2 separate regions of the Mus musculus genome follow, and region 2 is linked to region 1. Evidence: chromatin loops called from intact Hi-C (ENCODE). Cell type or tissue: heart. All regions are shown on one strand. Links, peaks and the distances in the headings refer to the core of each region. The heading gives the core; the rest is flanking DNA.

The links. A loop is a pair of places that touch in the nucleus more often than their neighbours do. Peaks named below come from ENCODE experiments on the same cell type or tissue, not always from the same donor. Only the 100,000 strongest peaks of a DNase experiment are listed, where the experiment ranks them.
Region 2: a loop joins it to region 1, with 2.3 times the contacts of the local background. A loop is called at or near these places in 7 of 42 quality-filtered maps.

What each region holds. Positions count from the first base shown.
Region 1 is chr15:100,123,752-100,129,125 of GRCm38, forward strand. All of the region lies in intron 2 of Dip2b (disco interacting protein 2 homolog B), which reads left to right. Among named protein-coding and RNA genes, the nearest start is that of Dip2b, 88 kb to the left of the region's middle. In heart, for the core only: a CTCF peak has its summit at 3,201 (motif pointing left); DNase peaks (open chromatin) are centred at 310, 1,730 and 3,170; H3K27ac peaks cover 900 bases.
Region 2 is chr15:100,074,619-100,079,992 of GRCm38, forward strand. The region is part of intron 1 of Dip2b (disco interacting protein 2 homolog B); the gene reads left to right. Among named protein-coding and RNA genes, the nearest start is that of Dip2b, 39 kb to the left of the region's middle. In heart, for the core only: no CTCF peak of the experiment used is centred there; no DNase peak of the experiment used is centred there; H3K27ac peaks cover 545 bases.

The DNA.
Region 1 (5,374 bases), core at 265-5,264:
ATGCGGCCAGAAGTTCAGTCCCTGCCCAGCATTGTAAAGATTAATGCATTGGAAAATGCCCCTGAAGAGCTGCTGTGGCTCCTGTCCTCTGGTCCCAGACCCTTTCCTTTAGTGAGCCAGTGCTTTGATGATGCTGGTGAAGAGCTTCCCCGTCTTACTGTGTTGATGTTGTTTCAGACTGTTATGTCTGCTTTTCTTCTGTTCTTGCTTCAGCTCCGTTTCTCTGTGTCCCAGGGAAGATGGGGCTCACCCACCTTCCTTCCTTCCTTCCTTTTCTCACTAGATCACCCTGTCTGGCCTGACACCCACCACGTGAGCAGGCTGAGCTCTCTCTCTCCTCCTAGACTGCGGATGACCACAGCTCCCACCTCAGTTGATGGTGGATGTGGTGGTGTGGTGACTTCTATAGCATATCCCAGGAAGATGTTCTAGTGAGCAAAGGTTTTTGTTTTTGTGTTATCAGTCGTGGGTGGGGCCATTGTTTTGTTGGAGGGTATTTACCCCAGTGCCTTCTGCATAGGCAACTGCACACTGCAGCCCCTCAGCCATGTGCCTTTCACCGTGGGCCTGCAGCATTGGGTTCTGCCTTAAGCCTGTACACGTGTTTATATGATTGTGTTAATAGAAACAAAGGAAACACTTTGTGGTTTAGCCCCCCACTGCCCCAGACTATAGAAGAGCCTGAAATATCATTTTCTCTAACAAGCTTCCTGTAAGAATGTAAAAGAAGAGTCACAGTTTGTCTTTTTATAAAACATATGACTTTGTGTACATTGGTAGGCAGGATTTGCTTTGGGGCTTGTGATGTGCACAAGTACATGTATGTGAGTGGGTCTATATAAGGAGATCAGAGGACAGCCTTGGGTGTGACCTCCCACCTCCAGGCAGGCTCTCCCTTTGTTGTTATTTGCTTATACCAAGCTAGTTGGCCCACAAGCTTCTAAGGACCCCCCTCCTCATCCCACTCCAAACCGTAGTCTCCATCCCCTGTCTCCCTGTAGAAGGAGTCCCCTGGAATCACAGACAGAGCTTCACCTTGAGCCATCATCCATTAAGATGGAATTGTAATCATAACATTCAATCAGTTTCCTAATCTCTAAATTGATATGCCATTTTTTTAATCGCAGCCACCCACCGTCAGTGGTAGATGTGAGGATTCCAGCAAGATCTCGGTTATTTATTTTAACTAAATTGATAGGAACCTTGGTGTAAAGGGCCAAGGCCAGTTGGAGCACAGGGAGAGTAAGAGCAGCTCCGACCGACCTCTGCCTCTGCCGCTGAGGGCACAGCACTGCCGTTACATGGATTGGGTGCCAAACTTTGAAAACCACAGGATTCCAGACTTCTAAATGAGTGCTGGAGAAACTCAGAGGGTCTGGACAACCCAGCTACTGAAACCAGAAGTGATGTTTGGAGTATAATGAAGTAGGCCCGTGTGTGCCTCTGAGATGTGGGAGCTCCCTGCTGTGGGTTGTGCTGTCCATCTCATCCTGAGTTAGAGGCTCCTTTGCAGGCAAGGCTTCCGTATAATAGAGAGACTGCAGCTTCCACCCCCAGTCTGTGCTTTTGTGGGTGTGGGTAGGATGGGAGTAGCCATGACTGGATGCATATCATTGTATCTGCTCCATGTGTCTTATCAGAAGGAAGTCCAGTCCTTCCTCTCGGGGCTTCTTTTTCCCCCTGAATTGTCTAAAAGCCCACAGGCATCAAGTGGTCCTGTATTCACTTCCGAAACTGAAGGCCTTTGGGTGTGACTGCGAGCCAGTTTCACTCTGCAGCCCTTAATGCTGCCCTGCTGCTCAGCCCACTTCTTTTCCTGCCCCTCTGACGTATCCTGAAGGTGGAGTCCATTCTTCTTGCCTCACAAGACACTCTTGGAGTCGCAGAATGAAGTTCCTGAAATGTTCCCTTAGTCTCTGGCACAGCTATTTTCCTGGTGTCCTGTGGCCCAGAAAAATCTGTGGTCAGGATCTGTGTAGGGACTTGATCAGGGCTGCTGACCCCTTCCTTCCCAGGTTAGGAACTCAGCACTCATGGCCTCTTTCTCCGGACACGAGGAGACGTGAAGAGACGTGAGGAGACCTGAGGCTCTCTGTAAGTCCCAGGGCCTAAGCTCCTCAGCAAAGGCACAGAAGGACTTGGGCAGCTTCATCTGTCCTTGGTGAGGAGGAGAGCAGGGGCCTTGAATAAGGACTCAGGTGACAGTTGACACACTCTTCTGATGTCTCATCTGTGAGGGACCTCCTACTTTGTTAAAAGCATCGCCAGTCAGTGTTACTATACAGATGAGATGAGATGGATTAGGAAGCCTGTAATGCCTTCACTTGGAAGGCTGAAGCAGGAGGATCCTGAGTGTGAGGACTACATAGCAACCAAGTATATATACATATACTCTGTTCTGTATAGCCTTGATCTTGTCTCTTTACAGGTGGGAAGGGAAGGAGGGGGCCAGAGAGTGGGAAGAGCTGCAGTGTTACCTCCTTGTTGCCATTGGGCTTAGCAGGTGAGCTGAGCTGCTGTTCTTCCCGGGTCTGTTTTGTTTATGAGTGAGCTACCTGTTCCCAGCAGTCTTCCTTGTCCCTATCAAGGTTCCCACCCCTTTACTGGTTTGCTATGAACATCACATTGGAGGAAAGAGGTGTGCCCAGCTAGGTCCTCCTTCAGTGTCTCCCTTTCCTGAAACTTAATTCCTGTCATGTGGGTCACAGAGCCTTGCTCTTTTCCTTTTCAGCAATACCACAGGGATGGGGGCTAGGATGGGTAAGTGGGGGTGGGGGAAGACACATGTGTGAAGTTTACAAAGAGCATGCAGGGTTAAAACCATGAGCCCTGATGATCATTACCTCACTGCACGGCTGAGAGCATGGCAGCTCTGATCACCTTTGCAGTGAATGTTTTGTCCAGTGCTTCATCTCTGAGCTGCCTTGCTTGGCACTGCTCCTCCTCCATGTGTGAATATCTCTGAAGTTACAGGCAGCAGCGTCAGGGGTAAGAACTGAATTGGCGTCTCCTGTGTTCCTGGGTGGGAACGTTGTGCTGTTCCTTTCTGGGCTGTGCTTGGGTCACTACGTTCAATCAGCAGACACATAGAAGACTCACCCACGCTCAGAAGAGCACATTGTGTGCATGATGACTGTTGAAAAGGGATGACATGTAACAACTCTACCGCTCCATTTAAAGGAACCGCTGACCCCTAGTGGCCGCTCCGCATAGCATAGCTGCCTGAAGAGCCAAAACATCACTGTAGTGACCTCTGTTAAAGTCACACGGGGAGGGGAGACTGCATTTGTAAGGCTGCAGCCTCTAGTCCAGTCTTTATACTTAGTGCCTTTCAAGTTACATCAGTTTTATAAGTACCCCCGTGTCTATAAACTAAATAGCGGGAGGGTAAAGAATTCTGTTATAGCTAGTCACTGCAGGTTCCATCTAGTCCTTACTATAGAGAAAGTTATTTGTTCAGACTAAGGGTCTGAGTTTTTCACTTTAATTTATAGATTATCTATTATGTTGCTATATATAGTGATTCCACCGTTGCTTTTAGTTTTTTCTTGCCATGGCAGTAAAATTAAACACTTTATCCCAATCATGGGGCCTTGTATTGAGGCTCCCCAAGTAACTCCTGAGATGTGGTTGGATAGGGATGGTCCACCTCTGGCAGCATCTTGCCTGCCCGCCTGGTAGATAGTGCTCTGCCCTCCCATGCCCTCAGACTCCTCTGTCCTCCCCTTGATAAGGCCCGGGTCGTGTTGTTCCAGTTTCATCCATTAAATGGTGCACTGTCAGGCAGAGTGTAATAAATCTCCAGCATCTGTGACCTGCCCGGAGACTACTTCTTTCTTCTCACCCCAAGTCCATGTTCACTGCTAGTTCCTGTAGGAGAGACAGCTAAGTTTACAGTGTTGGAGAACTCTGCTCAGAGGGTCACCTTTTATCTAGAAACATAATTTGGTTTGATAGACCATAGCTTTTAGTTTTAAGAGAATCAATATCACTTTCATTTTCTTCCTTGGTATTCCCTTAATGTTCTATCATGAACAGCTGGTTTCATGTGCAGCAAAAGCTTTAGCTGTACACAGTAGTACACACCTGCAATCCCAGCACTCTGCAGCCAGCCTGTCTCAGTGCAGTACCTAGAAATCAAAGTCGATAAGTTTATAGTGACAGATTGTTCAGGAAGATGAGCTCCTGGCCTGCACTAAGTTCTGCTAGATTCACTGTTCTTCCTGGAAGTCTGATTTACTCTTGGTTTTTATTTTACAACTTCTTTTTATAATTACTTGTTTGTTTAGTGTGTATGTGTGTGTGTTTGCACGCACATGTATGCACACAAGAGCACCTGTACCACAGAGTATGTGGATCACAGGACAACTTGCAGAAGTCATTTCTCTCCTTCTGCCATGTGGGCCTTGGAAATTGGACTCTGGCTCTGAGGTATGGTGGCTACTGAGCCATCTTGCTGATGCTTTTGTTGTCTTTGTAGCCCAGGATGATCTCAAACTCACAGCAGTCCTCCTGCTTCAGCCTCCTGAATGCTAAAAAGATAGTTGTGGGCCAACTTTCATGGCTGCTTTTACAATGTCTTGTCAAGTTGGAGCAGATGCACTACACACGCAAACTGAGTTTATTCTGACATAAATCTATGTTTGTATGACATGTGCTGGGTATACTTACTGAAACTGTAAATAGAACGTCTGGGTTGATTTCTGACAAATTAAAGTATGTCGATTGTCACAGTTTTAGACGTAGAGGAAATGGGATGGCTTAGAAGCTTGGATTCCTATGAAGACAGAGACATGCCCATTACTCAGAAGAGAGCTGTGTGGGCTTTGTTTCTGGTGCCCATTCACTTGTGCTCTGGCCCGTACACCCGCTGACCCCATTTTCATTAGAAGGCTTTCTCTGTGTATGTTTCCTTTTCCTGTGATGACCTGTAGCTGATTTTGATTCCGAGTGGAGATATGTGCTCTTTCCAGGTCTTTCCCAGATTTATGCCTGCCACCTTTTTTTGTTTTTGTTTTTGTTTTTGTTTTCGAGACAGGGTTTCTCTGTGTAGCCCTGGGTGTCCTGGAACTCTGTAGACCAGGCTGGCCTTGAACATAGAAATCTGCCTGCCTCTGCCTCCCGAGTGCTGGGATTAAAGGCGTGTGCCACCACTGCCCGGCTTGCCTGTCACTTCTTCGTGGCAATGTTTTATCTTCACTTACATTATTTTTCTCCTTTTAAATTAGTTACATCAAAAAAACATAAAGCAGAAACATATTTGAGAAAGATATTTAAAAATACTTAGATTTGAATGTCTCCTCTTTTAAGTAAGAATTTGCAGTCCTTTTTAACATTTAAAACATTAAGTACACAGTTTGGAAAGATCATGTTC
Region 2 (5,374 bases), core at 230-5,229, 49 kb before region 1:
TAAAAGCTACCACCACCCGGTTTGTTAAACTTTAATGGCTGAGATTTAGTACTTTGTTATTTGGGGCCAGTAATCTCTTCTTATTTTATGGGACCACAGAGGCAAAGGCAAGAGATCAAGGAAAAGAAATTATATGTCATTTGTATGTCCTTTGCTTCTGCAGAGGTTCAGGCTGAGGTGTGGGGTGCTGTCCTGCCTGACAGCATGGACAGCCTGAGAAGCCCACCTCCTGCTGATCCACGGTCTCCGTCCTTGGGTGTTCACCATCCCTGCCCTGTCCTCTTGACAGGACAGAGCAGTGCTTCCCAGATACCTGACACCTGCAAGGAGACCATGACAGATAGGCTACCAGCTGCTGAGCTGTGGAGGCAGCTGGCCTGAGGGAGCTGCTCCCTGAGTGATCTGTTGAGTTCCTGGGGCGGGGGCGGGGGCGGGGGCGGGGGCGGGGGCGGGGCAGCAAAAGTGGAGTTGAGAAAAGACTCTGACATCCTCTCCCTTCTTTCACTTGGCCAAGAGAACATCTTTCCTCAGGTTAGTGGGAAACTGAGGTTGGTGTTTTCATATTCTCCCTCCTCTCCCCTCCCCTCCCCATCTACTACTTCCTGCCCCTGTGATCTTGTGAGCTGCCTGCCTTGGACTCCTGGATGTTGGAATGCTGTGCCAGTCCAGGTGTACTTATTGACAAGGTCTCACTAGGTAGCCCTGCCTGGCTCCTTGCTACATAGACCAGGCTAGTTTTTTTAACTCACAGAGATCCTCCTGCCTGTGCTACCTGACTGCTGGGACTACAGGTATATTCAGTATACCACCAGGTCACTCCAGGTTCACCACTGCCTTCTCTTCCTCCTCCTCTGCTTTTAGATGATGATGATAATTTCCCTTTATGTGTATGGGTGTTTTGCCTGTATATATCTACTCATCATGTATGTGTAGTAACCATGGAGATAAAAAGAACACATCAGATCTCCTTGAACTAGCTAAGTGAGTACTGGGAACTGAATTTAGGTCCTCATAGAGCAATTTCGGAGCCATCTCTTCAGGGCCCAGATTTACTTTTTAGATAGGCAAAAATGCAGAGAGTCTGGAATGGGGTGCAGTGGCTTAGAAGAGTATGGTACGTGTGGCTAACCTGTGTATAATTATTTCCATCCCCAGCATCGTATATCAGAGTGATTTAGTTCACGAGACAGTAAATGGGGTGATCAGATGTACCCTCATCTTCCCTCAAGGCTCACATTTCTTACTATTCTCCCACTGACTAAAGAATTCACGTATTTTAAAACTGTAATTTGTAAGTTAATCTTCATAGAAAGAGTGTGATACTGTTAAGTTTAAAAGGCTAAAGATAGTAATTTGGCTAAAGATTGATGCTTTAAAAATACTGTTTTAGGGGCTGGAAAGATGGCTTTGTGGCTAAGAGCATGTATTGTCTTTATAGAGACCCTGGGTGCTAGTCCCGGCACCCACAGTCAGGCGTTTCTTGCTGCCCGAAACTCCAGCTCTAGGCGTCAGACATGCTTCTGACCTTCTAGGGCAGAGGCACACACCTATAATCGCATATAGTGCATGTTTAAAAAATAGTACCTTAGGGGACTGGGGAGATGGCTCAGTGGTTAGGAGGACCGACTCGTCCTCCAGAGGTTTCAGGTTTGATTCTCAGCAGTTTACAGTCATTTGTAACTCCATATCCAGGGGATCCAGCACCTTTTATGAGCCTCTGTGGGTACCAGAAATGCACATGGTACACAGACCTACATGCAGGCAAAACACCCATATATGTATAAATAAAAAAATTTAAAAAATATTATTTTACATTTCTGCATAACCTCTCCCTGATCTTCAGTGCTGAGGATGTACCCAGGGCTTGCCATGGGTTAGACTAGCATCTTTCCACTGAGGTGCATGCATCCAGTTCTTATCATTTAAGGTCAGCAGGCAGTGTGGCCACATGGCACCCTTCAGTTAGGTCCATGTTAGCAGGTGGTTCTAATTCAGATCTTCTCCTGTCTGTGCTATGCTGGTGGAACTGCTATGCGCTTGCATCGTCTGGCCCCACAGTGGCAGTGCCCACTGTGCATGTATTGTCCTGCCCCGGGTGGTGTCCAGGCTTTGCCACGTCTGTGTTCTTCTGGAGCAGTTCTCTGCTGTGGCCTGGGATCAGCCAGTTCCTTTCCGTGTAGAGATTGGTCTGGGTTGGGCGGGTGCTCACAGCTTGAGCTTTCAGGGTCTCTTTTTCGCTAATGTCCTACAGTTACCTCAGGCCAAGTGTTCAGACCTAAGCCCTGAGTTCAGGATGACAAAAAGAGAAGTTTACCTGTGCTATCGGCTTGCTTGGGCTTCTCTTAGGCCTCTGGCCCGAGTAAGGTCATGTCAACAGTTTTAGTTTGTGTCTACTTTGATGTTTTTTGAATTGGGCCACAAGGAAGGCCGTTATTGGGTCAAAGCCAAGAAGTGATAGGTGTTTTTTTTGTTTTTTCAAGCAGGAAATGTGCTGTACTGTGAACCCCAGTGGACCTCACCCCTCTCTGTTTTCCTTAGTTCTCCAAGAATTGTTGCTCTGTCTAACTCAGAGCTTTGGTAGCTGTGTGTGTGTGTGTGTGTGAGAGAGAGAGAGAGAAAGAGAGAGAGACCGACTGACCATTGTGGGCCTCTTCTTGGTTAACACCAGAAATATACTTTTGTATCTGTTTTTTAGTCTTGTATAATTTTGATAAAATATTAGTCCCAGGGCCAACAAGATGGCTCAGTGGATAAAAGCACTTGTCACAAAAAAACTGATGGCCTGAGTCCACTACCTGGAATCCACTATGGAAGGAGAGAACTGAGTCCTGGAAATTGTTCTCTGTCTACCACATACATGCCATAGCATGTATTCTTACATGCATATGTGAACACACACACCATACACAATAATAAAATAAGATAGAGATCCCTTCCTAATAACCTGAGCCTGAGCCTTGCTGAATGCCAAGCTCTGCCTGCCTTGTCCGGATCAGCACGATGCTGGCAGGCCTTGCTTTCTGTGTTCATCTCTCCTGTGATCCGAGTGCTACGTGTTCAGTGTTGATATGTGACACAGGGTGGGCTTGCCGGCAGCAGCAGTGCAGTTCAGAGGTTTACCCTCTCAACTTGAAGGAGTCCTATCAATTACTTGAAGGAATTGCATGGTAGTTTCCTGCTTAGTGTAATTGTTACTTTTCGAGTTAATAAAGTATAACTAACAAAGAAGCTAGTTAATGCCAGGTGGTTACTGTGGTTGGCGGGTTAGGCTAGAGATGGGGCTTTCTATAGATGCAGGGTTGTTTCACTTTGGTGTGATACATGACTTTGCTCATGGAAAACCGAAGGTTGGTTGTCTACCTGTTAGCCTGCCAGACATTTACAGATCCTAGAGAATGTTCAGGTGAATCTTGCCTTCCCTAAGGGTGAGGTCCCTTCTACAGGCTTGGTTGGTGGTGAGGCTCTTTGAGAAGCTTAGGGTTTCAGGCCCTTCCTAGGTGGCAGGTGGAGATTGCCCAGCCTTGCTGTTGGCCATGAATACCTTTTACCAAGGTGAGTGAGCCTCCTTATAAAACCTCTCTGGATAGACTCTTTTTTGTTTGTATGTTTTGTTTTAAAGTTTTATTTATTTAATTTATATGAGTACATTTGTAGCTGTCTTCAGACACACCAGAAGAGGGCATTGGACTAGTAACGGTTGTGAGCCACCATTTGGTTTCTGGGAATTGAACCCAGACCCTCTGAAAGAGCAGTCAGTGCTAGTGCTCTTAACTGCTGAGCCATCTCTCCAGCCGGATAGACTCTTATTTAGGGAGTTATATAAGTATTAGATCATTCTTTCTGTGTGTCTGTGTATCTGTCTGTCTGTCTCCTTCCTCACTCCCCTCACCCCTCATCTGCTGCTGCTTAAACTCTCTCTGTGAACTTGAAGATTTTACTTTTGCAAAAAAAGACTGTCAAAAGACAGTGTTGTGTGCAGAACAGGCTTAGATCTGTGACCGCTCTGCCTCAAATCCCTGACTGCTGGCACCACAGACACACTTGGCCTTGCTTGTTGTCATCCCTATCCAGACAGCCATGAGAACAGAGGACAACTTGCTTCTTATTTATTCATTCATTTAAGTGTGTGTGCACATGAGAGAACATGCACATGTCATAGTACACATGTGTCCGTGGTATGTGTAGGGGTCAGAGGACACCCCGCAGGAGTCAGTTCTTTCTTGTTGAGACTGGATCTCTTATTGTTTCTGCAGTGTATACTTCAGGCAAGGTTGCCCATGGTCTTCTGGGAATGGAACTCAGGGCGTTGTGTGGCAAATGGTTTCACCTCCAGAGCCGTCACCCTGGCTCTATTTTCACCTGTTTTTTTGGGGGAGAAGAGGGTAGTGATTTGGAATAGATCTGTAACCTGGTCTGCCTTGAGCTTCTGATCGTCTTACTGTCACCTCCCAAGTGCTATGATCACAGATGTTGCCACCACCATAGCTGCCTTAAGGTTTTTTTTTTTTTTAAAAAAAAAACATAGTTTTGTATTTACTATGAAACAAGTAATTTCCAAGGTCAACTAATTTCCAAAGATGAGAAATAGTGCACTTGTGTGTGGATGTCTGCTGCTGCTCTTAAACTCTGACGTCTTTCCAGTGTGGGCGTAGGACGTGGATAGGCCACTCCGCAGGAGCAGCTCAGTGGGTCTGATGTCATGATTCTCCTACCACTTCTGAAAATCTAGTCTAGAAGATTTTTCCAATTCTTCATTTAAATTGAAAGAATTTAAAATTTTCCTATATGTAAATTTTCCTATATGTGTGGTGTTCCCTGTTCACACGTGTGTTTACATGTGTATATGTGTTTGCATATCTCTTGCAGTACATAGTCTAGGTGCACTGTCTGTGCATCAAGCTCCAGCATCGTTCTGCGTGCCCACTGCAGACAAAGTGTACAGGTGGGGACACACCAACAATTGATTTCTTGCAGTACTTGAAGTTGCTTGAAGTTTCCCTTTTTTTAAAAAAAGATTTATTTATTTATTTATTGTATATAAGTACACTATAGCTGTCTTCAGACACTCCAGAAGAGGGCATCAGATTTCATTACGGATGGTTGTGAGCCACCATGTGGTTGCTGGGATTTGAACTCGGGACCTTCGGAAGAGCAGTCGGTGCTCTTAACCCCTGAGCCATCTCGCCAGCCCCTTGAAGTTTCCCTTTTAAAGAACAGCTTTTGAGGGGCTGATGAGGCAGGTAAAGGGCACTTCCTACCAAACCCTGAGTTTGATCCTGGTGGAAGGAGAGAACCAGTTCCCACAAGTTGCCCTCTGACTACCATGTGGCCTGCTGATGCGTGTGCACACAAACAAACTTATTGACGAAATTAA